2 separate regions of the Homo sapiens genome follow, and region 2 is linked to region 1. The links are chromatin loops, found by intact Hi-C in ENCODE. Cell type or tissue: thyroid gland. All regions are shown on one strand. Each heading gives the region's core, and the rest is flanking DNA. Links, peaks and the distances in the headings are about the cores only.

The links. Peaks named below come from ENCODE experiments on the same cell type or tissue, not always from the same donor. Only the 100,000 strongest peaks of a DNase experiment are listed, where the experiment ranks them.
Region 2: a loop joins it to region 1, with 2.2 times the contacts of the local background. A loop is called at or near these places in 6 of 110 quality-filtered maps.

What each region holds. Positions count from the first base shown.
Region 1 is chr1:147,505,737-147,523,189 of GRCh38, reverse strand. It overlaps LINC00624 (long intergenic non-protein coding RNA 624), which reads left to right and starts at 5,315. Exons shown (of 4, transcript NR_038423.2): 1 at 5,315-5,747; 2 at 7,514-7,669; 3 at 8,742-8,852. RefSeq lists a silencer at 6,918-7,118 and an enhancer at 12,471-13,129. In thyroid gland, for the core only: a CTCF peak has its summit at 7,628; a DNase peak (open chromatin) is centred at 7,579; H3K27ac peaks cover 1,059 bases.
Region 2 is chr1:147,691,841-147,705,800 of GRCh38, reverse strand. It overlaps LOC105371230 (a long non-coding RNA gene), which reads left to right. Exons shown (of 3, transcript XR_922077.4): 3 at 4,560-5,735. It overlaps LOC102723321 (a long non-coding RNA gene), which reads right to left and starts at 5,073. Exons shown (of 3, transcript XR_922079.4): 1 at 4,993-5,073. In thyroid gland, for the core only: a CTCF peak has its summit at 5,688; a DNase peak (open chromatin) is centred at 5,640.

The DNA.
Region 1 (17,453 bases), core at 3,642-11,641:
TTGTACTTCCTGCCTTTTCGAGAAGGTAAGTTGCCCTGCTTCTCTAAGGGTGCAGCCTAGAGCTGTTTTTCAAACTCATATCCCTTTGGTTGCTTATCTTATTTTACTTTTTTTTTTTTTTTTTTTTGAGACAGGATCTTGCTCTGTCACTCAGGCTGTAATGCAACTTGTAGTTCACTGTAACCATGAATTTCTGGCCTCAAGCAATCCTCCTGCTTCAAGTGACCCTCCCACTTCAGCCTCTCAGAGTGCTGGGATTACAGGCATGGGCCACCATGCCCTGCCCTTTGGTTGCTTTAGATCCTCTCCAAGTTCTTGTTATCACACTTCACTTGTGAGGCATAAAACTCAGCATGATCTATGTTCGGAAAGAGTCAGGACTATTACTAAGATCAGGCCAACTTCTGAGCAGGGCTTCTGGTGAATACACTCTGGGGCTGGGTGGGCTGGTGGTTCTGGGAAGATCCCAGCCCAGTGCTGAGGTCTGAGAACTTAAAGAGGTGGTAGGGATGGGAGTCCCACAAAGGATGTTTCAGGGAGGCTGAGGGTCAGCTTCCTCCCTCCCTGCAGTCCTGGGCCTGGGAATGCAAGAACCCTTTTCAAACTTTCACAGATGTCTGAAGGAACTGGGGAAGGAGAGGAGGGCTTGGCTATGTCACTCTCAGTGAAATGTTCCCTACCACATGGGTGTGAGGCTTCCCATCACTCAGGCTTCAGGGAGCTCTCTAAAGACCCCTGGTGGCTCTAAGAGAAGTCCCCATAGGATTGATCAAATGCGGGAGCCAGTTGTGGGCTTCGGAGGTGTAGTAAAGAGAATCTGCACATTCTCCCTGTGCCATATTGCTCGGCTTTCTCCTATCTCTGGAACAGCTACTTTTCAGGGATATAGGGAAAAAGCAACAAGCCCATTTTTAACTTCATTCCATGTTCCCTCCCAAAAAAGGGCTTGTACAGGTGGTTGAATTGGGGGAGTTACGCTAAGAAGTAGGATTGGGACATTTGGGGTCTGTGAAGGCTGAAAGAAGGAAGAAGGAGAAGCCAATCCATGGTTACTTTATCGGATCGTCACTGTGGGCAACCAGAGCTCAATCCTACTTAGAAGGCTATGAAGCCCCTGTAGAATGCATCTCAGACTTGGCAGCCTGCAGGGTGGAAGAGGGAAGTATTAATCTACCAGCGTCTGCTCCCATTGATCCAGTATTGTCCTTTGGGTGATAACTTCCCCATACTCTCAGGTTTGCATGTGTATCAGAATGGCCAAGCAGGTTCTTGCAGGCAGATGTGGCAAAGAAACCGGGAACAGAAGGTGAACACTGCTCTCTGCATCCAAAGACACGGCGCGGCCAGGTTTCACTTGCTCACAGCTGGTTGCTACAGCAATGGCTGAAACAATAAGGTGGGCCCAAAGGAGGTATGTGGGGCACTGGATTCAGGGGATGAATCCTCTTTCCACCTCCCTCCACCTTCAGATTCAGATCCTGCCAATTCGTCAAAGACTAACTCAGTCCCCTCCTGAGAAGTTCTTCTAAAGGAATCTGACCATAGCCAACTTTTCCCTTTAAACTCTCAGAGCAGTCACTACATAGAACTTATTTTTGCTTGATCTGTATAATATACTACGATCATTTCACTCCTTGGATAATAACTTATGGTCAGAGATTTCATGAACCCCAACCCCAGGAGCTTGTACAGCAGTGGATGCAAAACAGGCCTGTCAGTGTTCATTGCATTGAATGGTATAACAATTATAGATAATAAGAGCTCTGCACTTTTTAAGCATTTGCTTCCTTGTCAGCACCATAAGCTAAGTTATAGGAATGGAAGAAGAGAACCTGAGTGAAGGTTTTATTTGGGGCTCTGGATTTTAAATTTAACCTCCAGAACCATGACACTTTCCTGCTCCTCAAGGTCTTCAAGTTATCTCTGCAGCCTTCTGTTTGAAGACATTGGTGGTGCTGGACTGGCCTTTCCAGCTGGTCATTTCTTCCCAGCCCTTTTTCTCACTTCAGCCTGGCACACCCCCTCCTCATGATGCCTTCCTGGGTCAGATCCACTCAAGTCACTGAATTCAACTCCACATGTATCAACCCAGAGCCTTATGTGGCTAAGTCCAATGATGCACTATCCCTTCTCCTGGGCAAAAATAAAAGCAATAAGATTTTCTTCCCAATGTCCCTCTAGAATTAGTAATGAACTTGCCCTGCTCTATCCAAATCCTTTTGCCATTCTCTGATGTTGACTCATAGGCAAAATGAGTGATTAGGGCAGTGGCCTGTATCAGCGGAACTAAGCTTACTGCCATTTTGAGACAAAGGTAACTGGTCTTTTGGGATTTGAACCAATGACCTGGACCTCATTGGCACAATGCTTTAGCTGACACAGACTAGCCCATCATCTACTTTTTGTTATCTATTCTAAAGAAGGGGTGCACTGGACATGAATAATAGAAGCCGTAGGTAATTCAACTCAACGAAAAGCTAATGAGGGCATATGGTAAGCCAGGCCTTGTGTTACACAGCAGGGTACTCTGAAAAGACCTTCATATTTGGCATCGGAGATCCTGGGTTTGAATCACGGCTCTACCATTTGTTGGCTACGTGATCTTAGGTGAGTCACTTGACTGCTAGGTGTCTCAGTTTTCTCATGGGTGGGATTTTATTGAGGATCAGATGAGATACAATATGTGAAAGCACTTCTAAACAGTTGAGTGTGAGATATTGTTAGTTTTTATGTAAAGAACAGGACCCGATCTCTACCTTTAAGGCTTTTACCTTTTGTCTGAGTCTGATAGGATTGGATTTCTTCCAGAGAGAAAATTTCCTTGAGGAATAAGCTCAGGGCTCCAGTCCACTCGAGCAGAAGGGAACCTTCTTGTGGGAAGAAGTCGTCTTCCCTCCATGTGGTCTAACTTCCCAATCAGGGAGGAGGCTGCTGGTGTCCATCCATCTGAGCAGGTGGCAGCTGACTGCCATAGGTAAGGGCACACAGCCTGGAATATGCATTCATGGATTACAGAGAATTCACAGATCTCTCTGGGTAGACCCCCCAGGTAGGATATATGTAGATATTTTGGAGCAAATTGTTCTAGACAAACGGTTTAAAAATCAAATTTTCCAGGCTGGGCGTGGTGGCTCATGCCTGTAATCCCAGCACTTTGGGAGGCCAAGGTGAGAGGATCACCTGAGGTTGGGAGTTCGAGACCAGCCTGACCAACAAGAAGAAACCCTGTCTCTCCTAAAAATACAAAGTTAGCCGGGCATGGTGGTGCATGCCTGTAATCCCAGCTACTGGGGAGGCTGAGGCAGGAGAATTGTTTGAACCCGGGAGGCTGAGGTTGCAGTGAGCTGAGATGACCCATTGCACTCCAGCCTGGGCAACAAGAGCGAAACTCCGTCTCAAAAAAAAAAAACTAAAAAAAAAAATACGGCCGGGCGTGGTGGCTCACGCCTGTAATCCCAGCACTTTGGGAGGCTGAGGCAGGCAGATCACAAGGTCAGGAGATTGAGACCATCCTGGCTAACATGGTGAAACCCCATCTCTACAAAAAATACAAAAAAAGTTAGCTGGGCGTGGTGGCGGTCGCCTGTAGTCCCAGCTACTCGGGAGGCTGTGGCAGGAGAATGGCATGAACCTGGGAGGCAGAGCTTGCAGTGAGCCGAGATCGCGCCACTGCACTCCAGTCTGGGCGACAGAGCAAGACTCCATCAAAAAAAAAAGAAAAAAAATCAAATTTTCTCCTAATTGACAGAAACCTTCTCCCCATAAGTCCCACTCAATTTGAGAAGATGTGTACATTTTGACCGGTAACCAGTCAGACCTTAAACAACTAATTAAGTTGTAGAAATATTAATGGCCGTGCTCATGTTTGTCTAGAACTTAATGAAGCACATGAGGTGAGAAACTAGAACTAAACGAAGCACATGAGGTGAGAAACTAGAGTTACCCAAGTTTGGAAATCTTATAAAGTGGTTAGTGTTCAGGAAAGGTGGAAGAAAATTGAGAGGCTTTAAAAAAAATCAAGATTGGGAATATTAGAGAATGTAATCCACTAGAAAAATCATTCAGCTGGGAATAAATGAGAAATAGATGAATGAAAAAATTCTCTCATTTCTTTCTTTGGCATGTATTGAGTATGATGTGGTAGGACATGTTCTAGCAGCTGGGGTATGTAGTAGACCCCTGTTGTCTGGTGGAGCACGCATCCCCCAGTTACTAAGGAGTCACAGCTGCACCCTTCTCTGGAGCCCTGCAGCAGGGAAGCACTCCCCCCAGCTATGCCTGGGAGATTATGCTGCCTTCATCCCACACACACACACTCTAGGAGCAGCTTGCAGCCAATGCCCAGTTGTTGGGGATGGGGGTAAAAGCACAGTCCCCTTGTCTCAAGTGGGCTGACTCTGTGATGTTATTCAAGCTCCAAAGTGCCCCCTGGAATCAGGCTGAGGCTAGACCCACAGCTTGACTGATCTCCCCAGCCCTATCCAGTTTCCCTCACTCATATGAATTTCATCCTCAATAAATCACTTGAGTAAGAAGAATTCTCACCTCAGGGTCTTCTTCTAAGGAACCCAAGTTAAGACAATGGGCAATGCTGAATAAATCAGAAGTAGTCTCCCTCTGGGAACTTGTACTGGGGGAGGATACAGACAAATACACAAGCATTTATAATGTAGAGTCACAATGGTAGCTTCAGAAGATTCATGGTGCTCTGGGAACAGGAATGGTCACAGAGTGTTTCTTTAGAGTTGAACATTTCTGAGCTGAGAACTGAAGTATAACTAGGAGCTGGCTGGGTAAAGAGGTGGGGGAAATAAAGAATTTCTCAAGCAGAGGAAAAAGAAGATATGGAGGACGAATGGAAGATACTGCAATATATGCCCCCCAAATCATAAACGGTTCAGTATGACTGAAGCCAAGGGTGACAGTAGCAAGAAAAGACACCAGATACAGATTATGAAGGGCATAGTGAGATATTAACACATTTCTATTGTATCCCTGGGCAAAGGAAAAATAATGAAGAATTTTAAGTGGAGGACACATGATAAGGAGAGGTGAAGCCAGCTGGACTTCCTGTGTCGAGTGGGGGACTTGGAGAAATTTTCTGTCTAGCTAGAAGATTGTAAACACACCAATCAGCACTCTGTAAAAATGGACCAATCAGCACTCTGTAAAATGGACCAATCAGCTCTCTGTAAAATGGACCAATCATCACTCTGTAAAATGGACCAATCAGCTCTCTGTAAAATGGACCAATCAGCAGGATGTGGGCGGGGCAAATAAGGGTATAAAAGCTGGCCACGCGGAGCACCCAGCCAGCTGCTGCAACCCGCTGCCCTCTGGTGTCCTGCTGTGGGAGCTTTGTTCTTTCACTCTCGTAATAAGTCTTGCTGCTGCTCACTCTTTGGGTCCGCACTGTCTCTGTGAGCTGTAACACTCACCGCGAGGTTCTGTGCCTTCGTTCTTTAAGTCAGGGAGACCACGAACCCACCGGGAGGAACAAACAACTGTGATGCGCCATCTTTAAGAGCTGTAACATTCACCGCCGGGGTCTGCGGCTTCATTCCTGGAGTGAGTGAGACCACGAACCCACCAGAAGGAAGAAACTCTGGACCCATCTGAACAGCTGAAGGAACAAACTCCGGACACACCATCTTTAAGAACTGTAACACTCACCGGGAGTCTCCGTGGCTTCATTCTTGAAGACAGCGAGACCAAGAACCCACCAGAAGGAATGAATTCCGCACACAGTAAGATTTCTATTTTTAAAAAATCTCTGGGCTGTAGAACGGGAAAAAAAAGACTTGGAAGGCAAAGCTGATAGTAGGGATACAACACCAGTTAATATTTCAGTTGTTGTATTATAGGTAAGGGCTAGAGTATTGGCATTGGAGAGACGGACTAAATTCTCAGCTCCAACCCTTACCAGCTTGGGTAAGTTATTTATTCTCTTTAAATTTCAATTTCCTTAATGGTAAAATGGGGCTACAGTAATAACCAGAGCAGATACGCACATTCAAGGATCTAATGTATGAAAAGGGTTTTATTATTTTTGCAACAGTTGGCACCCTGGAAGCACCATCAAAATGATCTGTTATTATCCATGTGATCTTAACTTGGGCAACAGTAGTGGAAATGGAAAGACAGATCGCTGGTGCTGTGGCACACACCTGTAGCTCCAGCTTTTCAGGAGGCTGAGATGGGGATCACTTAAGTCTAGCTTGGGCAACATAGCAAGACTCCATCTCTAAAAAAAGTGTAGATGGATTAAAAAATGGTAGGAGGTGGAATTAAAGGGTTGGATGTGGAAGTGGAAATGAAAGAAAGTGAGGTGTCAAGGGTTTCTGGCTTGGGCAGCAGCAGGTAGGTTGCAGCATATTTTCTTGAGATAGGACTTTAGGAGGAGGTAAATATTCTGAATGGAAGCTGTAGAACTGGATGTGCTGCTTTTGAAGAGCCTATGAGATACCCAAAGTGGAATTGTCTGGAAAGTAGTTGTACAAGAGAGGCTGAAGTTGAGGAGAGAGATCTGGGTAGAACATACATAGGTAAGGTAGAGAGAAGAACTCAGACAGTGTGTACTGAGAATAGAGAAGAGGGCGAGGCACCGCACTGGACCTGGGAGACAAAGGTGAGAAGACAAGACACCCACTCTCAGGAAACTCAGTCTGGTTGGGGAAGCAGATAATTAAACAGATAATTAGAATACAGTGGAATACACCCCATAGGTTGTTTTGGACCAAACCTGTGGGGTGGATCCCAGCAGTTGAAGGAACTGAATGAAGATAGAACAAGGACTCTAAAGGTCAGAGCTAAAATTGGAAATACTCAACAGGGTGGGGATGGGGCAAGGAAGGAAAGGGTGGAACAACTTGGAAAAGATTTTGAATGCTCTTAAACCAGAGACAAAGTAATTGACTGGAACATCGCAGCATTAGGAAGAATGTTAGTGCTCTTGGATTCCATGCTTCTCAGACCGTGCTATCTTGGAATCCTCACAGTTCTGAGGGGCCCCTATAATTAGAGGCCACCATAGTGGAGGAGTTGAAACCAAGCAGACACCCTACTAAACCAGAGTTGTTGTCTTGTTTTGCACATTAAAACTGTGTACAAGCTTTGTTTTGAAAAAAAAAGTTGTTATGCCTGAAAAAGAATTGAAAACTACCAACTTAAGTAAATTAATGTACAGATAAAGAATAAGAGGCCCAGAGAAGCTAAGTCACATGCTTAAAATCAAATCATACAGCTCATTAGGGATCAAGTTGGGCCTAGAACCTAAATTTTTTGTTCTCAGGCTGGTGTTCTTTCTTGCTATGTCTGAGACCTCGTACTTCTAATTTGCCTAGTCCATATTCATTTGTATCTTCAGATTTTTCTGAACTGTAGTAAAAGAGATGTGTATTTCAAACATCATGAGAACAAGGCGTGGGAGGGATCTTACAGAGCAGCAGTTAAAATCATTGCTGGCATGTGGTCTTTCACAATAAAATTCTCCCCTTCCTTTTGATTCCTCTAGGCAACAGCACAAAGTTAAACCAGGAAGTCCCTCTGCCTTGCTAGGGATCCAGGTTTGCCTTCCTGTTGAGGTATCCCATTTCATTACAGTTGACCTAAGTTTGAACAAACACTGCCACCTGATGCATGAAAGCTCTACTGTGACCTACGTTAAAAGGTAATTTAAAAAAAAACGAAACATAGAATCATGACTCATACAGATTGAACATGAACATGTGTTAGAGATTTTATTTAACTCAATCTATGAGAGAACTAGGCAGATATTATAACTGGATCAAAAGAGAATACAAAGAACATGTATAGATCAAGAATATTGAATGCACAAAAAAAGGGCAAAACTGACTTCTTCCACAGAGGGAGCGGGAATCAATTGAACCTCTACCAGAAGGGACAAAACTTGAATGTTTACAGAGAATAATTATTTTGCAATGCTATCAGCTAGCTACAGTTTACAAAGTTGTGAAATAGCTCCCATAGAATCCAAATCAGATAAAAGATAGCAGAAGGGTGTGTGATGGACAACACATAGTTTTCCAAATATGTGCAGACATTTTCCTTACAACTGTTAGAAAAGCAGAAGTATCTTTTACAATAAAACATGGGCATCCCAGGTTCCTTTTTCTGTTTTATATACATGCAAAAATATACAAGTGTGTATGTGCATATGTATTTGCATATGCTTTTTAAAATAAAAATTTCACAAAAAAGAACTTAATCCTGTATTCATGCAATGTACCCTGATACTTTTTATTCTATTCTTTGTTAATGCTGGTATCCACACAAATTAATTTCGTGACTCCTTAATGGGTTACTACCCACGAATGGGTCAAGGATTCACAGTTTGTAAACGGGACTAGATCAGTGCTCCTCAAACTGTCTGTTGTGAAGCACCAGTTTTTAAATATTTGACAGTTTTCAGTCCTTCACATACTGACTGATGCTTTTGTAAAACACAATAAAAATAAATTATTAGAAAAATGAAATGAAAAAACTCCCATAGACTTATGAAATGCAAGCTCAACTTTTTATTATTAGATTTAACAGACATAAAATTGGATGCTGGGGCAAGGTCAAATTCCTATTTAAAGATTTCCAAATGCATATTTTGTTTCTATGCTTTGTTTCTGCACACTGGAACAGTGGTGGATTCCACTGGTCCTTGGACCACACTTTGAGTAGCACTGACTAAGTGACCAGCTCTGACAGTATGGTGATTTTTTGTTTTCCAGGAGCTGACACTCCCTCAGGCTACCTTAGTCAGTGGGGGCTTACTGCAGCATACCTGTGGCGATGAGAGAGAGAGGCACATCACAGGAGCATCTGGCACCAGTGGCATCCTGGTGAGTGAAATGTCATATGGACACTGGAAGGATCTAACACTGAGGTGGCCCTTCATCTCTGTGCTGTTCACCACGAGCATGCCTGGGCTGCTCTTCTGTGTTCTTCCTGATGTTTCTCATGATACTGATTGATTTTTGGAATTTCCCAGTTCGTATTCCCAAGAGAACCCATTGCCCTATTTAATCATCACTTCTGTTGCTGCAGAACTTTGTGCAGTACTGGGATTGCTTGCTGCCTTAATGTCAGGAGTTGGCCAGGCATCCAGTCAAAGGGCAGAGTAGGCTCTTGTGGTATCGAAATGGCCACCCTCCTTCAAGGAGCAGCAGGTCCTCTTCCTCAGCACAGAAGGCAATGGTGAGGAAGAGGCTAATTTTCCTTTGAAGAGGATTTTGAGAAAAGGTTGGCCCATCTAAAATATTTTACAATTCTCTGTTCCCAAACCCTGAATAATCCTTGGAGGTCACTCACTGTGCAGGAGGCTGAAGAAGGGTAACACTGTCAAAACTGCAGACACAGACCCTTCTGGCTCCACCTCTATCCTACCCTAGAGCTAGGTTAAAGAGAGACTCTGGAGAACTTACTCATACCCAGTGGGGTACTTCTACATTTCTCTAAAGTCAGGAGACACTTTCCCTTTGTGAATATTTATACTTCTGAAGACATTTGCAAATCTTTAAACTCTTGGTTAAACAATAGTTTATACTGTCCCCCTATAATTCAGAAAAGCATAACTTCAAAAGAATGATGACAAACTTGGCCGGGTGTGGTGGCTGATGCCTGTAATCCCAGCACTTTGGGAGGCCGAGGCGGGCGGATCACCTGAGGTCAGGAGTTTGAGATTAGCCTACCCAACATGGCGAAACCCCGTCTCTACTAAACATATAAAAAATTAGCCAGGCATGGTGGCGGGCACCTGTAATCCCAGCTACTGGGGAGGCTGTGGCAGGAGAATCACTTGAACCTGGGAGGTGGAGCTTGCAGTTAGCCGAGATAACGCCACTGCACTCCAGCCTGGGCGACAAGAGTGAAACTCCGTCTCAAAAAAAAAAAAAAAAAGACAAACTCAATGAAACACATAGAACAATCAAGGTGTACAGAGATGTAGACAGTGGTAGTGAACAATTCTCTACCCAAAGCTGAAGGAGAGTCATTGCCCACCATAAGTCAATCCAAATCTGAGAAAATTACAACTTAACCCCTTTACTTTAAGGGTTGCCCATGAATAGTCATAGCTAGTTATGTCAAATCCTTAAATGCTGGAGTCCGTGTTTACATCTTTACCCATATCCTTTCATCTATTTCATTTCATACCAAAATGAACAGACCCATTACATGTTTAGATTTTCTAGGCTTGTCCACATCTCCCATATAAAAGATGTAATGTGTATAAAGTGCTTAATACAATGTCTGCTGCATAGTAAGCACTCCATAAATGTTAACTCTGACATACATATATATTAAATCTATACTAGCTAGATTGCTTGAATTATTTTTTGTGCATGTGGCTGTATTGATGCCTGCTTAGGTAATAGCCATCTTCATTATTCAATATGATTCTGGTTTCCTCTGAAGTTTAGTGAGGTGTGGTTTTTCTGTGATGTTCTCCTCCACTAGTTTTCAAGCTCATCTTGGAAGGTCTTTTACAACCTCGATAACGCCCTGCAGTTATTAGTATCAAGAATGCTCTGTACACTGTGGGCACCCAGCACATGCTGCTGGCTGGCTGACTGATTTACTATGCCTCCCCCTTGCCCATTATAAGCTTTCATCACTGCAAATGTAAGAACCTTCTTTTCTACATCTCCTGCCATCCAGAACAGTCTTCATAGATCTCCCTGCCTCATTGACTCATCACCTCATTTCACCCTTTCTTCCTTTTTCTGGACCTTCTAACTTTTTCTCCCCAGATTACCATTTTTTTTTTCACTCAGCATGCACACATTATCTAGTTTTGGAAAATACTCCCTATTTGCTCCTATATCTTAATTTGGCTGTCCCCATTTCTATGCTGCCTACTAGTATAAATGAGACAATAGCTCAAAGAACAATTTGTAAAAAATGAAAAACTCTGTGCAGACTTTCAGGGAAATTAAACACATACTTTAGACCAGGAGCTCAATCTATGGGTAAGAAAGCTTCCTTAGCTGTCTTCTCTATGAAGCTGTGATTGGGTGAATGTTTTTAAAGGAACTCTCTGAATATGAAAGGGGGTTGGGGTGGGATGAAGCCTTGGCCATCTGGATGAGAAAGATTCAGATGCTGAAACAGATCTCTGGAGTTAATGAATTTCACAGTCCTTTGCCCTTACTTTGCTTGTCTCAGTCTAGAAACAGACACCTGGTGTAAGCTTGTTAAATGGCAGGAATAAGTAAGAAGTGAAAAAGAGCTAAAGCAAACTTCTTTGCAAACTGCTCTCCTTGTGAAACTAAGCAGGTAGTTCTATGAGTGACGGTAACTCACATAGCCTCTTGGCTTTGTGTTGAACATAGCACCAAAGTTCACAAGCATTTACACACCTGCAGTTTTTTTTCTTTTTTTGTAGATCAGGTCTGGCCTAATTACAGGATTTCATTGTATTTTTATACATATAATAATCTAGTTTCCCCTGTAAATGATTCATTTACAATTCAATTAAACAGCCAAGGAGAACCAAATGTTAAACATGTTTTTAAATAAGATACAATGTGTGTAATTAGACAGAACACATACCCCTATCTTAGTGTTTGATTTGCGTGATAATACAAAATAGGTCATTTGAGGCTATGCCAAATATCAGGGATTAGATGACCTTTAAGTTCCTGTCAAGCTGGAGAGTCTATGATTTTGTGATCTGAGTGAAAAATGAAAAATTTAGTGCATCATCGAAATGTTTACAAGAATCCAGCTGTTTGATGTCAGGTAGACAAAACACCCAGACAACTGACAGAGATGCTTCATTTTCATCCAGATGTTTTTGCATTGCATTGATTTAGCCTGACACACAGCAAAGTTAAGTCACTTACTCAAGATTTCTGACAAAACCTTCTGAATATACTGGCAATAAAGTTGTTGAGAGATTTGCCATTTTAGTATCAGTGGCACGAATGTTTTGCTACTGCTCCATCGACAGCTTCTGAATCCATAAGATTTGAAAATAGTCAATTCAGTTCTCTCCACTCTGCAGCTCTGTGCTCTCCTCACTGTCTCCATTCCCCACACCCCCAAAGGTCTATCTTAACCTGAGCTCTGACCCATGACAAAGTGGTCTCCTCGATCACAGGGCTGTGTATGTGGCCTTTGTCATGGAAGCTGCTTCTGTTCACAGTGATCACTGTGTCTTGGGGACATTGCTGTCTGGGCCAAGGGCTGGCCAAATCAGAATTTCTGGCCATCCTAAAGGTTGATTGCAGCAGGCAGTCATAGCCACCATTCATCCTCCCATTATCATGGTCAATAATACCACTCATCTAGGCTTGGCTGTGATTCAGGGACCTGGCTGAGGTGACTGATGCTGACCAAAAGTCATTTTTTTTTTTTGAGATGGAGTCTCGCTCTGTCACCCAGGCTGGGGTGCAGTGGTATGATCTCGGCTCACTGCAAGCTCCGCCTCCCGGGTTCACACCATTCTCCTGCCTCAGCCTCCCGACTAGCTGGGACTACAGACACCCGACACCACGCCAGGCTAATTTTTTGTATTATTAGTAGAGACGGGGTTTCACTGTGTTAGCCAGGATGGTTTTGATCTCCTGACCTCGTGATCCACCTGCCTCAGCCTCCCAAAGTGCTGGGATTACAGGCATGAGCCACTGCACCCGGCCCTGACCAAAAGTCTTATCCACACACCTGTAAATCTAAACACTGACCTTGGGTTTGCAGCTGTAGCTACTATATGGAGAGCCATATGTGGTTTGCACATCAGTCTCTTTGACTCAGCTTCTTCTGGTTGCCTTGACTCCCATTGAATCCCCCAGTGCCTGATTGCTGCCCATCCCAGGCCCATCTGGTAACCCTCATGCTCCAAATGTTGCAAGCTTGACCACTTAGTTTGAAATTGTGCTTCAAAGGCATCTTCCTCTGTGATCCTTCCCGGCTTCTTTTCCCCAGGCACCCTGCAGCCTCACTTTCTTTATCACTGCCTCTTTCTGGCTCTCTGCACAGGCCCCGTTGCTGCCAGTCAAGCCCTGCCTGAATCTGGATAGTATGGCCTTGCATGCCCAGAGGGCTTTTGCTCCACCAAATCCCCTATGCGACCTTGAGCAAATCACAACACTTCCCTGGGCCCCACTGTCCTAATCTTAACATGAGAATGTTGGACTAAATCAGGTCTGAGGTCCCCTCCAGTTCTAAAATTGTATTATCTCTCTAATACTGTGAGACTGGCTGCCTTCCAAGGTGCCACTGCTCATCATTCTGTCTAGTTGTTATGCAAGGATTTCGGGAGGAAAAAAACATAAGGCTCCAGGAGTAATATCTTGAAAAATTATGAAATATGTCTGCTACCTTTCTCATCTTCATGAGCCCCTTGTTTTACTTTTGTGTTGAATTTAAAACTCAGAGACTTAAACTCACACATTATGACAGTTCTGTCACTTCCTTAAATTACGCAGTAAAAACACACAAAGGTGCAGGTAAGTTTAGCACCTTGAGTGTTTTGTAAGCAATGCTGTGTTGGGCTGAGGATGGGGGTGTGTGGTAGAAAGAGGTGCTGCAACAGAAGCCAGAAGGGAAGAAGAGCCTATAGGGGAGAGAGACATTAAGGGCCTGAGGGAAGGGAAGGTGCCTGAGCTCAGGGACTGTAAAGGAGGACTGTTCACCTTGAATGTCCAATCAGCACTTTCTCTGGAATTTAGATAATGTTAATTCCACATGTGAACATATTGCCTAAAAAAAAGAAAATAAATTTAGCGTATAAACAGTCCTTGGATGCTTCCAGTGGTTAGATTTTTCAGATAAACAATCTCCTATGGTATTAAGAGCTTGTCCTTCTCTGGCAAGGATGGTCCAGGACAGATAACATTGAGTGCTTTCCTCTAACATATTTATATTGGTTACATCAGGTTAATGAACACCCAAGGCATTTTTCAAGAAGTCACAAAGGGGGTGAGTCTGAGGAGCAGGTGTTGAAGTAGAAAGGAAGGCCCGTCTACACACTCTTTATGTGAGTGAATCAGAGGTTTTTGCTGTTGCAATTGTGGTTGTTTTTATAAGTTGAAACCACTAGCTGATACAGTGATTGACTTTCCCAAATATCCCTGGTGATGATTAAAAAAAAAAATCACTGAGATTATCCCCGATTTGGGCCTCTAAACTCAGGGATGGTTCTGGATAAGCAACCCTGTATCCAAGTGTGTCTTAGGTGATGCTGGTTGAGAATGGGACACCCATTCTCTGGGAGCCAGCCAGAGAAGTTACCCTGCTGTTGGAGAGACGGGCTATCACTGAGGAAACAGTGCATCACCAGGGAGGATCGAATTCATGCTCCTCCTCCCCCAACAACTCTCATACCCTCACAGATACTCCTTGTTTCTCCTTGTCTCCCTTTTCTCATACCCACATCAGCTTCCCTCACTCAGTAATCAACTCATTGAGGGTTTGCTTTAAAAATGTATCAACATCGTAATCTTCTCCAAATTAGCTTCTCTATGGCCAGGAGAACCTTAGGTTAGGATGTCCTTCTCTCGTAAAGTTTCTGTAGCAAGTGAAAGCAAGAGGGACCATTGGGGTGGTAGGGCAAGACACTAATCCTCAGTGAAAAGTCTAATCCTCAGTCACTAAGTGTCCTGGCAGATTAGAGGGTAAAGTGAGTGGGGAGAATCAGCTTAAAGAACCAAATTGGATTGGGCCAGAGCAGAGGTATAGGTATGGAAGAGTGGTTTTGTCAGTAGCTGCTGATTGAGCCAAGTTCAGCATGGAACTGACAGAGATGATATGGAAGACAACTTACCTAAGTAGCTCCTGGGTCAGAAAGAAGCCTCAAAGTGAGAGAACCTGGGGGGAATCTCAGCTGGAGTCCCCTTATGGGACTTTGATACATCAAGATCTCTTGGCTATTGAGGAGATAGTGGGTCCAGAAAGGGGATGAAGAATCTGGAAAAGTGTGGGAGATCAACCATGCATAATTCTTTTTATCACTATGGAGTTTGTTCTAGAATTTTACAGTTTACAAAGTATAATCACACATATTATCTCATAATTTCCACAGTTACCTAATGTTACTGAGAAGTAGTTTTAGCTAACTCTATTTTATAATTCATTCATTTGCTCAACATATTTTGAGAGCCTTTTATGCACAAGGCACTGTGCTGGATACTGGAGATACTACAATAGACAAGACTATATCAACAGTTGAAAAGTAATTGCCATTGACAGGATTATGCTTCGGTAAGGGTAGCTGGGCACAGCCAGCAGGAAGATCTGAGGTGGTCTAGGCAAGTATTTTCAAAAGAAGTGACATTTAAGATGAGACCTAGTAAATAAAGATGAGCTTAGGTGAGGGGTAAGAGATGGAAGCATGTTACAGCTAGAGGTACAATTTATTGCAGACCCAGACACGAGAAGGTCAGAGAAAATCAGAGAAAGCAAGCAAGTGAATTTGCCTTACTCTAGGACCCACACTTTGGTGATCACAGCTGGATGAAGAATGTCAGGGGATGAATCGGAAGAAATGAAACTGGAAAGAGGAAGGAACCAAGTCTTGAAGGGTCTTGGAAGCCATGTTAAGAAGGATGAATGAGAGGTAAAGAAGACGACATTGAGCTTTCTCACTTGGGCAGTTGGCGGATGGCAGTTGGTGGATGGCAGTGGGTGGATGACTTTACTGAGGTAGGAAGCCTGAGAGGAAAAGCAGGTTTTGAGGGAGAGTTGACTAATGCAGTTTAAGACATGTCATGTCGGAAACATCATGTATCACACTGTCCAGTAAGTAGTTGAAGACAAAGATCTGGATCTCAGGAGAGGAGCATGGGCTGAAGATGGCAATATGGAACTATTGCTACATGGTTGGTTATTAAAGACAAAGAAGTAGCTGAGATTGCCAGGGAGAGTAGACAGAGGAGAAACAGGCCCAGGATAGAGCTCCAAGGAACTTCAAAAGTAAAAAGAAGAGAAGGAGAACCCATAAAGGAGTTGAAGAAGCATGTTGTTCTGTTGAGAGAGTATATTCTGGCCATATGTCTCTGGGCAAGTTAGGTCACCTCTCTGAGCCATGGTCTTTTCATCTCTAACAAGGACAGTAATAGCACCTACCTTACGGAGCAGTACCTAGAAAGTTTATCGCAATTCTGGCACATAGTAAGCATCAATTAAGGTTAGCTCATGTTTTAGTAAGAAGAATGATAACAATGAAAAAAAACAAGTAGAGTACTCAGAAGAACATGAGATGAAGTTGATGGCATGAGGGAAGAGTGTTGAGACAAGAAAAAACTGGTCAATAAGGACAAATGGGCCAGGTGAAGTGGGTCACGCCTGTAATCCCAGCACTTTGGGAGACTTGAGATGGCAGGATCTCTTGAGCCCAGGAGTTCAAGGCCAGCCTGGGCAACAAAGTGAGACCTTGTCTCTGCAAAAAATAAATACATAAATAAAGACAAATGTACTGAGGTCAAAATAAAAAGGCTGAAAACAGTCTATTGGATTTGGCTGTAGGTAGGACATTGATGACCTTTGCAAGGTATGTTTCAGGAGCATGGTCTGAGATGAGAAGACCTGGAGATAGTAATTTTGGGAGAAATGGATTTTCAGACGAGTTCGGTAGTTAGGCTGAGGACACACAGCCAGTGAACTCTGTTGTCACATAGTGACCCGAACTCAGATTGTCAGACTCCAAATTTTGTTTTCTTTCCACCTATAGGACCCAAGGAAGATAATTTAACAAATAAACCTAACTCCATGATTTCTGCTTAGTTAACTGAGGAGAGGAAGGAATGAAAAAAATAAAAATAGAAAGAAAGGATGGGGTATGGGGAGATAGGAATATATAGCAAGGCACAGAATTTGTCAGGAAGGGTAATTAGGCAGACCCATTCCCAGGAACGGGAGGAAGTTGAATATAAAATCAACAAATGTTTCTTGAATGCCTCTCACGTGTCAAGCCTGTGGGGACTGCAGATGAAACAGAGACATAAGACACGACTCTTGCTTCCAGGAACAAGACATAAACATGAGAAAAATTTAAGTGCTGAACAGTTGTTTAAGGCAACAATGGAAGAGCTGCCACAAAGCAATATATGATTTATTGTCAAATGAATTGTAGCAAACAATGAATGAAAAAACTTCTTCAGAATTTGCCAAGGAAAGCTCACTCAGTTTCAGGTAGATGAACTGGACCCCTAAGCAGCGCCAGGTATGGGGGTCCCTGGGATTTGTGCCAAGAGATGGGGCTGCCCCTGCTAGTGGAGGGTAATAAACCTTGTGGCGTAGGCCCAGAAAAGCTGGGTGCCCTATAACTGGGCTATAGGATGAGAACACTGGTCTCCACCTGGCTCGGTGTGTGTGTGTGTGTGTGTGTGTGTGTGACAAAAATTGGAGAAAGACACATAGAAACAGATACGTACACACAGAGACATGGAAAAGGGTAGATGATGAAAGATAGGGAAAGAATGCCTGGCACATAGCGGCTCATT
Region 2 (13,960 bases), core at 1,343-9,342, 180 kb before region 1:
ACTTCTCAAAAGAAGACATTTATGCTGCCAACAGACAGATGAAAAAATGCTCATCATCACGGTCATCAGAGAAATGCAAATCAAAACCACAATGAAATACCATTTCACACCAGTTAGAATGGCGATCATTAAAAAGTCAAGAAACAGCAGATGCTGGAGAGGACTTGGAGAAATAGGGATGCTTTTACACTGTTGGTGGGAGTGTAAACTAGTTCAACCACTGTGGAAGACAGTGTGGTGATTCCTCAAGGATCTAGAACTAGAAATCCCACTTGACCCAGCGATCTCATTATTGGGTATACACCCAAAGGATTATAAATCATGCTGCTATAAAGACACATGCACACGTATGTTTATTGCAGCACTACTCACAATATCAAAGACTTGGAACCAACCCAAATGTCCATCAATGATAGACTGGATTAAGAAAATGTGGCACATATACACCATGGAATACTATGCAGCCATAAAAAAGGATGCATCCATGTCCTTTGCAGGGACATGGATGTGGCTGGAAATCATCATTCTGAGGAAACTGTCACAAGGACAGAAAACCAAACACCTCATGTTCTCACTCATAGGTGGGAATTGAATAATGAGAAGACTTGGACACAGGGCGGAGAGCATCACACCCAGGGGCCTGTTGTGGGGTTGGGGGCAGGGGGAGGGATAGCGTTAGGAGAAATACCTAACGTAAATGACGAGTTAATGGGTGCAGCAAACCAACATGGCACATGTATACCTATGTAAAAACTTGCATGTTGTGCACATGTACCCTAGAATTTAAAGTATAATAAAAAAAAAGGAAAAAATTCTTTTTTTTTTTTTGTAGACAGGGTCTTGCTCTGTTGCCCAGGCTGGAGTACAGTGGCTTGATCTCCACTAACTGCAACCTCCACCTCCCGGGTTCAAGCAATTCTCCCACCTCAGCTTTCCCAGTAGCTGGGATTACAGGTGCATACCACCACACCCGGCTAATTTTTGTATTTTTTGGTAGAGACAGGGCTTCACCACGTTGGCCAGGCTGGTCTCAAACTCCTGACCTCAAGTGATCTGCCCACCTTGGCCTCCCAAAGTACTGGGATTACAGGTGTGAGCCACTGCACCTAGCAGAGAATTGCTTTTCTTGAGCTTTGGTGCAGTTACCCCTAATGAGTTCCATCCCAGTGCCTACAGTAAAGAGTTGTTACTGAAGACCCTTTTCATGATATTACACAAGATCTTCCTTATGGCGTGTCTTAAGATAATTTTCTTTCTGGTTTTAATATTAGGAATAAGTTGTTTTGCTGGTTTTCACCTCGTGACCCCTGTGGCTTGGGCACTTAATAAGCTCCCACCTTTTCAAGTGATCTCCGGGAAGCTTGGCATCAATTGGTGGCCCACCAGTAATCAAGAGTTGGAATCATTAGGGATACATTTTTGTATCCCCCTTGTTCCTCGTCCTTGTTTTTCCTTTCTTTTATTCATCTACCTTTAATTTAATCTTGATTAACTATATCTGTATACGCACTTTAAATTTTTTTAAAGCTATCCCTTACAGGAAGGAAAATCTTTTCTAGAATAAGGAAGAGGAGGAAAGAAGAAAAAAAGGAGAAGGTAAAGAAGGTCAGAGACTACTAAAAGTCCAAGGAAACCACGAAGGCCTAAGTCAGATAGAATGGCCAGTTCTTCATAAGCATGGGGTAATGTATAATGCATAGCAAAACAAACATCAAGAATAGAAACCTGTCAGATCAGAGCATCAGAGCTAGTCGGTTGCAGGAGTCATGAAGCATGATATGCTGTTAGGAGGAGCTCCAGAGAGCAGAGCCCCATATGAACCATAAGCAAGGACTGTTTGATCCTCACCCAGATTTCCAAGCTCAGCAAGAGAAAAGGAAGGAAAATAGAGGGGAAAAAAGGTCTTTTCTGTGTTGCTACTCATTATTAGGAATGATTTGGAAAGCCAGTTCATAATATTGTCCTAGAATTGAGCTTCTGCTTCTAATAGTGTCAGTGATCTTGTTATACCTATGGTGTTAAAATATGTATATTTATGTAGCACAGAAGTACTCAAATTCTCTGGCCTTTTAATACACAAATAACAATAGCTAAATTCCTATCAAGCATCCTCTAGGGCTGCAGAAAGTGCCTTTTATCAGGTTCGCCTCCTCAAGTACCTCCAGTGGTCACTGAGAAAACCTCCCCGGTTCCATAAACCCTCTCTGCTTGTCACGTGCCATCTCAGTCCGAGCCCTTGCCCCCCAGAATATTGAGGTGCCATGCTCCTGCTTTCACCTCTTGTTGTCTTGTAACTCCAGGAATACCAACTCCCTCTACATGTAGTGCCTTAAATATGCATATAGCCATGTTCCTTAGCTCCCCAAATGTGGCTAATCTGAATCTAATCTGGGTGTGTAATAAATGCCCTTGGAACAAAGACATACAACAGAGAGTAGCTGACAAATGCCATTATATCTCCATGCTCAGAATCTAGGCTCAATTTCCACCAGACCCAAAGATCTCCCTCATTTTCAGTCCAAAGCCCACCTCATTTCTCTGTCTCTGTAGAGCATCTATTGTCTTCCATTCTCTTACAGGGCACAGTGAGGCCCTATTCTGTAACAAAAATGGCCTATTCTGTACTAAATAAAACCATGTGGCACAACAAACAGTCCACATCCTCTCCAGTCTTTTATCTTGTGTGCAGTAAAGAGACAATAAGTCCTGTGCATCATACCTGCCATAACCTTGCCTCCTGCGTTCAGTGTGCAAATGCTTGAGCAAAACCCCTATGCATTTCATACACATAGAATGCTCAGAATACCACAGCTCAAATCCATGTGTAGAAAAAAATGTCCTAAATCTGAGGTCACACTCCAGATAATAGATCCAAATAGAATACTTAGCAGGTTTCCCCAAGGACAAGTGGATTCTTACCTTACATCTGCCTGACCAAAGAGATCACTTACAAGACTCTCTCAGAACAGAAGGGTCTCAAAACAAGAGAAGGATCTTAACACACTCCAGTATCCTCATCTGAGTGCAGATGCTGTTTACAGGCCTCTAGCTGGCAGTTTTCCCACTCCATTCAGGCAAAGATCAAGCCACTACTTGAAAACCTATGAATTACCACTCTATGACACCTTCATTGTGTCTATTCCTGATTCTGGTTCTAATCATGCACAAAACTTAAATATATAAAATGTCCAAATCAGCTGGTAAGCTAAATAATTATTGTCATTGCATTTTAGTGATATCACAGTGCCTGTGGTATCTTGTAATTTATGTTTTTTTCAATAGCAACTTGATCATTTTAGTTTGAGGTTGTGTCTCCATAAATAGTTGGGTTGAATATAAGAATAAGTAATTTTTTTTAACTTTCATAATAGGCAGCAACTGAATAATGAATCAATCCCTAAAAGAGAGTCACTCCAGTTATCCTGAAGACTAACTACGTGAGTTTAGTTGACATACGTCAGCCTTCTAAAGCTTGGACACTCCTGGGGTACTGATAAAATGGATCCTATGAAGCTGAAGACCAGTCTTCATATTTATGATGAGCTCCCAAAGCGTGGTCATGGCATGAGGACCTTCCTGGGCCATCATCATCCAGCTTCTCTTTGGCATCTCTTTAGCTATAGTGGCACACAGGTGCCACTTAAGGGGTACTTTTTGCTAAATAACAAGGACCTTGTTATCAAATGTAGCTTAAATGAATATTACTCTCACCTGTAGAAACCCTAAGACTTATTTTCAGCTCTTGGTCACTTGCTGCTGCTATTTTTGGCTATCATTTTTTGAGTTGTTACTAACTGCCAATCTCTGTGATAAGCTACTTTCGTATATTATCTCTAATCTTTAAGAAAATCCTGCGAGGTGGCCATTATTTTCATATTTTAAAGGTAATAACAGGCAAGTTCAGAAAGATGAAATGCCTTGTCTATAGCCACATAGAGGTGACAAAACTGGGATCCAAACGCAAATCTGTCTAGCTCAAACACTTTCTTTTTCTTACTTACGTTCTGAGCATTTCTTGCTGGCTTAACAGAGTATAAATATTAGTAGCCATGTGTATAAATTGGAATCCAATAAAGAGAGATACCACATAGTAATATGAGCAGGGAAAGTGTAATATAAGGAATTATTCACCATAACAGAGAATTGGAGTAAAGAAGAATTATCTAGTAAAAAGTGAAGGAGAGCTCTGATAACTCAATGATAAGAAGACAAATAATTCATTTTTTAAAAAATAGACAAAAGATTTGAACAGATATTTCACCAAAGAAGATATATGAATGACTAATAAGTGCATGAAAAGATGCTCAACATCATCAGTGCCCTGTCTGAAGGCAGCAGTTGCTACTTCACTCCAGTCAACTGCAATGTGGAAATACAGGTATAGAATTGCCAGATCACCTAGTTCTCCCCCCACCAAAAGCTAGAAATTCAGATTTTTATCTAAGATTTTCCTTTTTTCCGTGTTGGAAACAAATTCAAAATATTTCTTAAAACATCACATACTTGAAACAAAGCATATCTACAGGACTGATATGACTTGTTTGTGACTTCCTCCATAGGTTTTCTATCTGGGGAGGGACATGGCAGAAGCAGTATTTTGGGAAGATATTTCTGGCAGCAGTATGTACAGTCTAGACTGAAGAGGAGAAGGTGAAGCCAGGGAAGACTAACAACGAGTCCAGAGATGGAGAGGAACAAACCTGACTGGGGTGGTGGCACAAAGGAGAGCATGTCCTGTTCATCCTTCCCTCCACAAAGCAGCTGGACAAGACCCAACCAGTGATGGGATCTCTGTAGCATCATTTTCCAAAGGAAGCTGGCACATGACAAGTGCTGCCTCCATTTCAAAATCCATTCATGTACCGACATTCGCCTACCCTCTCGGCCTTGATCCCACTCTCCTGAGGTGCCTGAGGGATCTTGCCACTGTGCGCATGGCACTAAGGAACTCTGCCTGCCAGTCCCAGAACTGCTCTTGTCTCACTCTGTTACCTTATGCAAATGGCAGGCATGGGAAGCCTGCTGCTCCATCTGGGAAATCCTCTGGACCACCCAACCTTCCTCTCGGAGAAAGTAAAGGGAGCAATAAGGAAATATTTGCCAAGCCCTGTACAGCCACCTGTTTGCAGAGAGAGGGAGAGTTGCCATATTAATTATTAAGCAGACCTATCTGAGCCAAAGAGAGTCATGGAAACTTCATTATTATGGGTGGTATGTGGCTGTCTTTGGAATATTCTGCTTGCTTGGTTTCTAATTTCCTTTTCTTACATGAGTCTTTCTCCCTCATAAATCTTTGCATCTCAATGTTCTGTTCTCTCCTCCCTTGTGTTCTGAACTAGGAGTTCCCACAAACCCTCTGTGGTTAAATCTACTCCTCTAAACACCACAGGCTCCAGGCAGCATTGTTCATGAAAGCGGGTGACACCCTTTGGCCTCCGCCCTCTAGAAGGGCCTGCTGAGTGAAGGCCCAGTCAGGGAGGGGAGGGATGGAGGGGTGTTGAGGAGATTGAGGTGGGCAGGGAGTCCCCCCACCTCTCCCAGCTGCCCAAGGAAACACTCTCCAACTGTTTCTCTAGAACAAACCAACCAACAAGCGCCAGGAGCCTTCCGTGAATCTGACAGCCGGCTGATCACAGAATCCTCCCAGCAATGGCACTTAGCCCATAACTGGCAGCAAGTGCCCTCTAGAGGGAGTCAGAGGCATCCTCTCTGAGAGGCAAATTCTAATGTCCTGCCTGAATTGGGTACTTAGAGGGGCTTAGCAAATGATGCCAATTGGGGGGAAAAAAAGGAAAGAAAAGAGAAGCGGGGCAACTGGTGTCTTCATCACTAAAAGACAGAGAGAAGCCTTCCTTTGGTATCAAGAGGAGTCTAACAGACTGTGCCATTCAAATTAGGCTACATTTCTGTGGCAGAAGCAGTGCACATGGCAGAACTAGCGGTGGGGTATGAGTGTGGTGGGCTCCACGGGCTCACTCTGAGAATCTGTCTCTAGCACACAAGGTGCCAGGCCTTAATTTGGTCTCCCTGTTGCTCCTGCTTCTGAAATGTGTTGAAGCAGATACAGCTGTTTAAACTGGCATCCCTGTTTATCTGTGTGTTCCCAGTGTCTAGTATTTAAACACCTGAACTGAATTTAAATTGCCATCAGCTTGTTAACTGCAAAATAATAGAACGATTTCAAGAAGATGGTGGTAGGGGCTGTATTTCGACCACTCTGCTTTCTCATACAGACACCTCGCTCCCCAGGCCTTCTGCCAGATATCAAAAGTAGAGGGTATGTGCTGGGCCTGGTTTTTTTATGCCCTGAGGATCAACATAGTGTAGTGAGAAAATCCTGGCTTTTGGAGTCAGCCCCGACTGGATTTCAATATGAGCCCCTCACTTACTAGTTGTGGGAATGGTAGACGTTTTTAAACTTTCTGCACATCAGTTTGCCCATCTTTAAAATGAAAGTATTAGTACTTATCTCAGAATCTATATGCTTTATTTAACATAATATAAATGATTTAAATCACACATAGACATTTAATAACATGGAAAATGTATGACATATTAAGTAAAAAAAAAGGTGGTTATGGAACATTGTTATAGACTGAAATAACACCATTGTGTGGCTGCCCCAAGTTTTCTGTGGTGTTTGGGTCCACTGCTACCACATACACGTCGCACCATGTTGGAAATACATGGATTCAACTAGTACATGGGTCCCTATTCACTTCTGCTGGTTTTCATCGAGACCACTGCCTCCTGATTTCTATTGCTCTCCAGGGAGGAATCTCTGTATCTTTTACCGTCACCACCTGCTCACTTTTGTCCTCACAAAAGCATCCTTTGGGGGTTGGCATTCCATGCCTGAGAGTAAGGAATACTGGTAAGCTGATGAGAAGAGCTTTACACTTTACAGTTTCAGGTTTTCTACACATATGGACCAAAGGGAATTAATCTCACCTAAGAAGCAAAAGACTCAACACTGTCACAAATTAATATTTAACCAGTAATTATCTCTTCTATAAAATGATAGAAAAATGTATTGAAATGGGCTTCCTGATGCCCTGCTGTACTCTGTTGACAATAAAAACTGATTCAAGCCTTTGGAAAACTATCCATCAAGAGCACTGAAAATGGCATACCTGGGTGGGCACAGTTACTCATGCCTGTAATCTCAACACTTTGGGAGGCTGAGGCAGGAGAATTGCTTGAGCCCAGGAGTTTGAGACCAGTCTGGGCAACATAGCAAGACTCTGCCTCTAGAAAAAGAAAAAAAATTAGCCAGGCATGGTGGCATGTGTCTGTAGTCCCAACTACTTGGGAGACTCAGGCAGGAGGATTGCTTAAGCCAAGGAATATGAGGCTGCAGTGAGCTATGATCATGTTACTGCAACCCAGCCTGGGTGTCAGAGTGAGACCGTCTCAACAACAACAACAACAAAAATCAAATTCTGGGCCGGGTGCAGTGGCTCATGCCTGTAATCCCAGTACTTTGGGAGGCTGAGGTGGGCGGATCACGAGGTCAGGAGATCGAGACCATCCTGGCTAATATGGTGAAACCCCGTCTCTACTAAAAATACAAAAAATAAGCAGGGCATGGTGGCGGGCACCTGTAGTCCCAGCTACTCGGGAGGCTGAGGCAGGAGAATGGCACGAACCTGGGAGGTGGAGCTTGCAGTGAGCCGAGATCGCACCACTGCACTCCAGCCTGAGCAACAGAGCAAGACTCTGTCTCAAAAAAAAAAAAAAAAAAAATCATACTCTGCAAACCAGAATTCTACACCTGGGAATCTATCCTAAGAAAATAATTTAGAATACATAAAAACCTTTATTGCACAAAGATATTTATTGTAGCACTACTTAAACTAGTGAAAAACTAGAAAAAACTACTAGAAAAAGTATTAATTGTTCAAGGGATAAGTATATTATGATACACCCAAAGATTAAAACCATTACTTACAGTTACGGCAAGTGGTCTCCAAAGATGGCTGCCAACATTGTTAGCGATGTTTTTCTTTCTACTTGAATAATCACCTCATTCTAAAAGAAGAATAATTTTGAATTTGGAAAAAATAAACTTTATTATTTCAGAAAGAGTTTGGGTTAGGTAATCTCTAAAATCACTTGTCACAGGTTGGGTTCTTTGGAGGCAGATATTGAGTTGAAGTTTGGGTGTAAGATGTTTATTCAGGATCAACACCTGTGAAAGGAAGAAGGCAGAGGGAGGATTAAGCAGAGGAAGAAGTTAAACTGCAGTACAGACCTGAGGGAGCTTTAGAACAAACACTACCAACAAGGGTGTCCTACATTGGGTCAAAATGGCCTGGCTTTTATATTCTCACCTCACTTAGACACCAAATACACTCAAAAGGTCATGACCTGAGGTGAAGTGCTTTCTGTGATGAGACCAAATCTGAGGGAGCTACAGCTAGAGGACGTGTGCTCATTACACTCCCCACAGCTGGGGCTATAAGTCTTTCCTGGGAAGGAGATCTGAGTGGGGCCTTTCCATGTCTGTTACCTCCCTCCTAGGTCCGTGTTCTTGTGCTCCAATTTCATATGCTTATTTGTTGAACAAACACATTAGCAATAATAATATAATCTTACGTAGCACTTTTATAATGCTTTCATGTATGGCATGCTTCCCTAATTCACAGTACTGAACCAAGGAGTCTGAAGGCTATTTTTTTAAAGTACTGTACAGATTTTTAATGACATTTGCTTTCACCACACTTCAGTAAGACCATTTCATCAGTGTAGTTAAAATTGTGAAACACGTAACATTTGTGCTGCTTCTTCTCAACATATCACTCTCCCCCTCCTAGCAACTCTTCTCCCTTTCCCTGTCAGACAGTTATTGCTCTAATATTGGTAAAAGTCTCTTTGCTCATTGTAGCATCCTACCCCAAATGCTCCTTCAGGTAGCTCACTCTCTTTTCTACAACTAAACTTCAACTGGCTGAAATTAGAAAATGACCAATACATTTATGCATACATGTTCTATGACTAACGACCATGTGCTATTCTTTTAAACATGTCCTTTTTGCTTTTCAAAAGTAATTTCTGGATATAACACCAAAAGCACCGGCAACAGAAGAAAAAAATGGTGAATTGAACTTCAAAATTAAAAACTTGTGTCTCAAAGGACACTATTTTAACAGAGTGAAAAGGCAACTCACAGAATGGCAGAAATATTTGCAAGTCATATATAAAGTACTTGATAAGAGATTGATACCTGGACTATATAAAGAGCTCCTGCAACTCAACAACAAAACACTCACACAACCCAATTCAACACTGGGCAAGGGACTTGAATAGACATTTCTCCAAAAAAGATATACAAATGGCCAAAAATCACATGAAAAGAAGCTCAGCATCGCTAATCATTAGGAAAATAGCTAATCAAAGCCAACGAGATACCACATCATACCCATTAGGATGGCTGTTATTAAAAAAAAAAAAAAAAAAAAACAAGAAAATAACAAGTGTTGACAAGGACGTAGAATAACTGGAGGCCTTGTGCATTGCTGGTGGGAATGTGAAATGGTGTAGCCACTGTGGAAAACATTATGGTTGCTCCTTTAAAAAGTTAAACATAGAATTACCACATGATCCAGCAATCCCACTTCTGGGTATGTACCCAAAAGAATAGAAAACAAGAACTCAGTCATTTGTACACCCATGTTCATGGCAACATTACTTACAACAGCCAAAAGATAGGAAAAAAATCCCAAATGTCCATCAACAAAATGTGATATGTACACACAGCAGAATATTATTCTGCCTTAAAAGGGAAATAAATTCTGATACATGCTACAGCATGGATGAAACTTGAAGACATTCTGCTACATGAAATAATCTAAACACAAAAGGACAAATATTATATGATTGCACTTATATGAGATACCTAGAGTAGTCAAACTCATAAAGACAGAACACAGAAAGGCGGCTTCCAGGGTCTGAGGGAGGAAGGAGTCGGTGGTTCTTGTTTGATATGATGGAAATTTCTGGAGATGGATGGTGGTGCCAGTTGCACAGCATGGTGGAGGTATTTAATATCACTAAACTTTACTTTCCAAAATGGTTAAAATGGTAAATTTGATGTTATGTATATTTTACCACAATTTTTTTTAAGTGATTCCCACTGACTGGCAAGGCTGTAAGGCCATTGGTGTATAAGCTCTTTGAAAGCATGGGCTACATGGCATGTTACCCAGAATTTGAAATCAGACAGACATGAGTCCTAGTCCTCTCTCTACTAATACATGTTAGCAATGAGAATTTGAGTAACATATGCCAACTTCCCAAGCCATAATTTCCTTATCTCTAAAGTGGAGTTTATTATAACTATCAGAATGGTCTCTGTCTGTCCAGTATCCATTTTCCTTTCACATAATAGGATGCCAAATCACCCTAGAGAGCTACCCTTTCTTCACCCTTCGCCCATAAGGTTTAATTGTCTGAGTCCACTCTAGAAATTAAAGAGGGCAGCTGGGCACAGTGGCTCACGCCTGTAATCCCAGCACTTTGGGAGGCCAAGGTGAGTGGATCACGAGGTCAGAAGTTCAAGATCAGCATAACCAACATATTGAAACCCTGTCTCTACTAAAAATACAAAAATTAGCCAGGTGTGGTGGTGTGCACCTGTAATCTCAGCTACTCAGGAGGCTGCGGCAGGAGAATCACTTGAACCCGGGAGGCAGAGGTTGCAGTGAGCCAAGATCACGCCACTGCACTCCAGCCTGGTGACAGACTCCGTCTCAAAAAATATATAAATAAATTTTTTAAAAAAGTAAAGAGGACATATGATCTAGGTTTAGTCAATCAGTGTATTTCCTCCCTCTGGGCACAGCCATTGGTTTGGGAATGGGCTTGAGATCTGAGAAAGTTCAACAGAGGTAATCCCAAAACTTTTGCTGGAGCAGCTAGAAAGAATTTTTCTCTTTTGACAAGGGCTGCCAACAAGATAGAAGGTAATTGTGGAGGTACTGGGAGCCACTAATGACTATGAAGGGAAAGCCTACCAGAGAATAAAGAAGACACAGGAAAAATAGAGCCAAGAGATGGAGAGTGAGATAGCATCAAGATAGGATCATCTAGTTCCTGGATCCAGCAGCACCTGAAGTCCACATCTGTATATTTTGGATATATGAGCCAATACATTTGATTTTTTGTTTGTTTTATGTCATTAAGTTGTCTTTTTATCTTTTGCAACCAGAAAAATCCTGACTAACACACTTACCTTTCTTTGTTACTGGAGGAAGTAAATGTAATAATTATACAGCAGCCTGGCACATTGTACTCTGTCCTATTCACCTCTGAATCCCACCCAGAACACGGTAAATGCCCAACAAATTTTGCTGGACGAGAACACAAAATTGGGAATTGTGTGTCTTACCTGCATTGTGCAAACTCAGAGTATGAGCATAAACCTAGCAAAGCATTGTGCTTCCCTGGGTAGTGAGTTCCTTCTTTCACGAAGCTGAAACTGGCATGATGTGCTGGCAGACTAACACTCTACCAGTATAGGGTCATCACTTCAGAATAATTAAATTGAACACTTATTTAGTGCTTACTATGAGCAAAGCACTGATGAAAAGAACGGTGAACACAAACAGACAAATGGAATCAAACACAAAATAAAGTTTATTAGAGACGATCACCTGCCATGGTTTGAATGTATCATTCAAAGTTCACATATTGCAACTTAATCCCCAGTTGAACTATGTTGAGAGGTGAGATCTTTAAGAGGTGATTAAGTCATGAGTGCTTTGCTCTAACTGACAGATTAATGTCATTAGGAGTAGGTTCCTGATATAAAGGAACTTTCCTCTCCTGCTCTCTCTTGCCCTTCAGCCTTCCACCAGGGGATGATGCAGCACAAAGGCTCTTCCCAGATGCCAGTGTCTTGATACTGGACTTCCCAGCCTACACAACTGTGAGAAATAAATTCCCTGTCTTTATAAATTAACCAGTATGTGGCATTCTGTAATACCAACCTAAAGGAGACCAAGACAGCACCTAAAGGATTGGAGTGTAGTAAATGGAAGTCTGTCACTCTGCCTATGGGACCAGGAAAGGCATTTCTCAGGAAAGGTGGCCTCGAAAATGAGCTGGGTCTCGAAAATTAGTATGCACATACACTAACATTGCCTAGGAAAAGAATACCTATGAGCAGATATAGCCTGTCCTGTTTTAGGATTGCAGGAGAGTGGGCTCATTTAGCACTCCTATATAAATTAGCCTCTGAAAGGGGCTTGAGAAATTAGGCATTAGTTTATTTTAGTTTGTTTTTTCCACCAATTCTACCCACTTCCTCCTTTGGGGAAAAAAAAATCTTCCCCTATAACAAACAATATAATGTTAGTTAAAAAATCATATCAAAGTATGTCGCTTGTAATTATTTGAAAAATAGTTTAATAAACTAAGCTCTGCAGTTGGAGGAGGGATATGGATTGCTTTCCAGGTAATTTAAGGGATCCTGAGCACATAGCTATAACACAGCTGTTTCTAGGGCTCAGGGAGAACTAGCCTTTCCAAGACCAATGTCCCATTGGTTTATCCTGCCAAAAGCTCTGGGCTTGTCCATGAAGCAGTGACTGTGGGGTTAGATGAGTAACAGTGGATTGGATCCTTAAAATCACCACATCTCACCTTGAATGAGCCATAGTTGCAGAAAGAGTATTTCATTAAGGAAAAAGTCATATTTCCTACCAAAGAGGTAGAGTGATTTCATGGATTTAAAACCACAAGGTACTAAAATAACATCTGACAGGAAGGTAGAGAGGGCTCCTGAACCTAGAAATACTTGGACTGAGAGTCTGAGTGTCTTGATGTAATAATGTTGCCATTTTCTCTTATTAGTCTAGTTACCAGCAAACTATGGATCCCTCAAAAATCAATTCAGTACCATATGACCTGCCAATTCTACTCCTAGGTATGTACCCAAGAGAACTGAAAACATGTTCCTAAAAGACTTGTACACAGATGTTCATAGCAGCATTGTTCATAATAGCCTTTATTCACATAGCATTATATAATGCTATGTGAATGCTATGTGAATAGCATAGAATAGTGTGTTACGTGAATAGCATTATTCACATAGCACATTATTCACAACGTCTATCAACAGATAAATGGATAAATAAAATATATATTATACTGTGGAATATTACTCTGTCATAAAAATGAAGCACTGATTCATGCTACAACACAAATAAAGCTTAAAAACATTATGCTAAATGAAAGAAGTCAGACACAAAATGCATATATCGGATGATTCCATTTATATGAAATGCCTAGAATTAGGGAATCCATAGCGACAGAAAGTAGCTTACTGGTTGCTAGGGGTTCAGGGGAGGGAAGAATGAAGAGTGAGTGCAAATGGGCTTGGGGTAACAAATGAGTTCTGGAATTAGATAGTGGTGATGATTGTGCAATTTTGTGAACATACTAAAAATCAGTGAATTGTAGTCTTCAAAAGGGTGAATTTTATGGTACATGAACTTTAGCTCATTTAACATACAAAACAATTCAGACAGATCCAACTTCATGAAGATGTCCCTGAGCCTCATGGTTAGAACTAACCAGTCCCTCCTGTGCACAACCTTTAGAGCACACTGTTATTGTGGACTAATGCAATTTTTCATGTATGCCAGCCTCCTCTGATAATAGTAAGCTCTTCAGAAGCAGGATTATGTCTTGTCCATGTCCGTATCCTCAACTGGGCACAGTGCTTGAAATTCAGCACATATTCAATAAATATATGTTGAATTGAAGATATTTTCCAAGACTTTTACAATCTGCAGTAATACTGAGCAATCCATTTATAAATATAATAAATAGTACATATAAACTGTGTGTAAGTTTTTTGTGATATAAAAATGAAAGAGGCATAGTCTCTACCTTTGAGGAACTTATATATTTTTGACAAAAATAAGTAGACTTAAATACCTACAAAGCAAGGAAG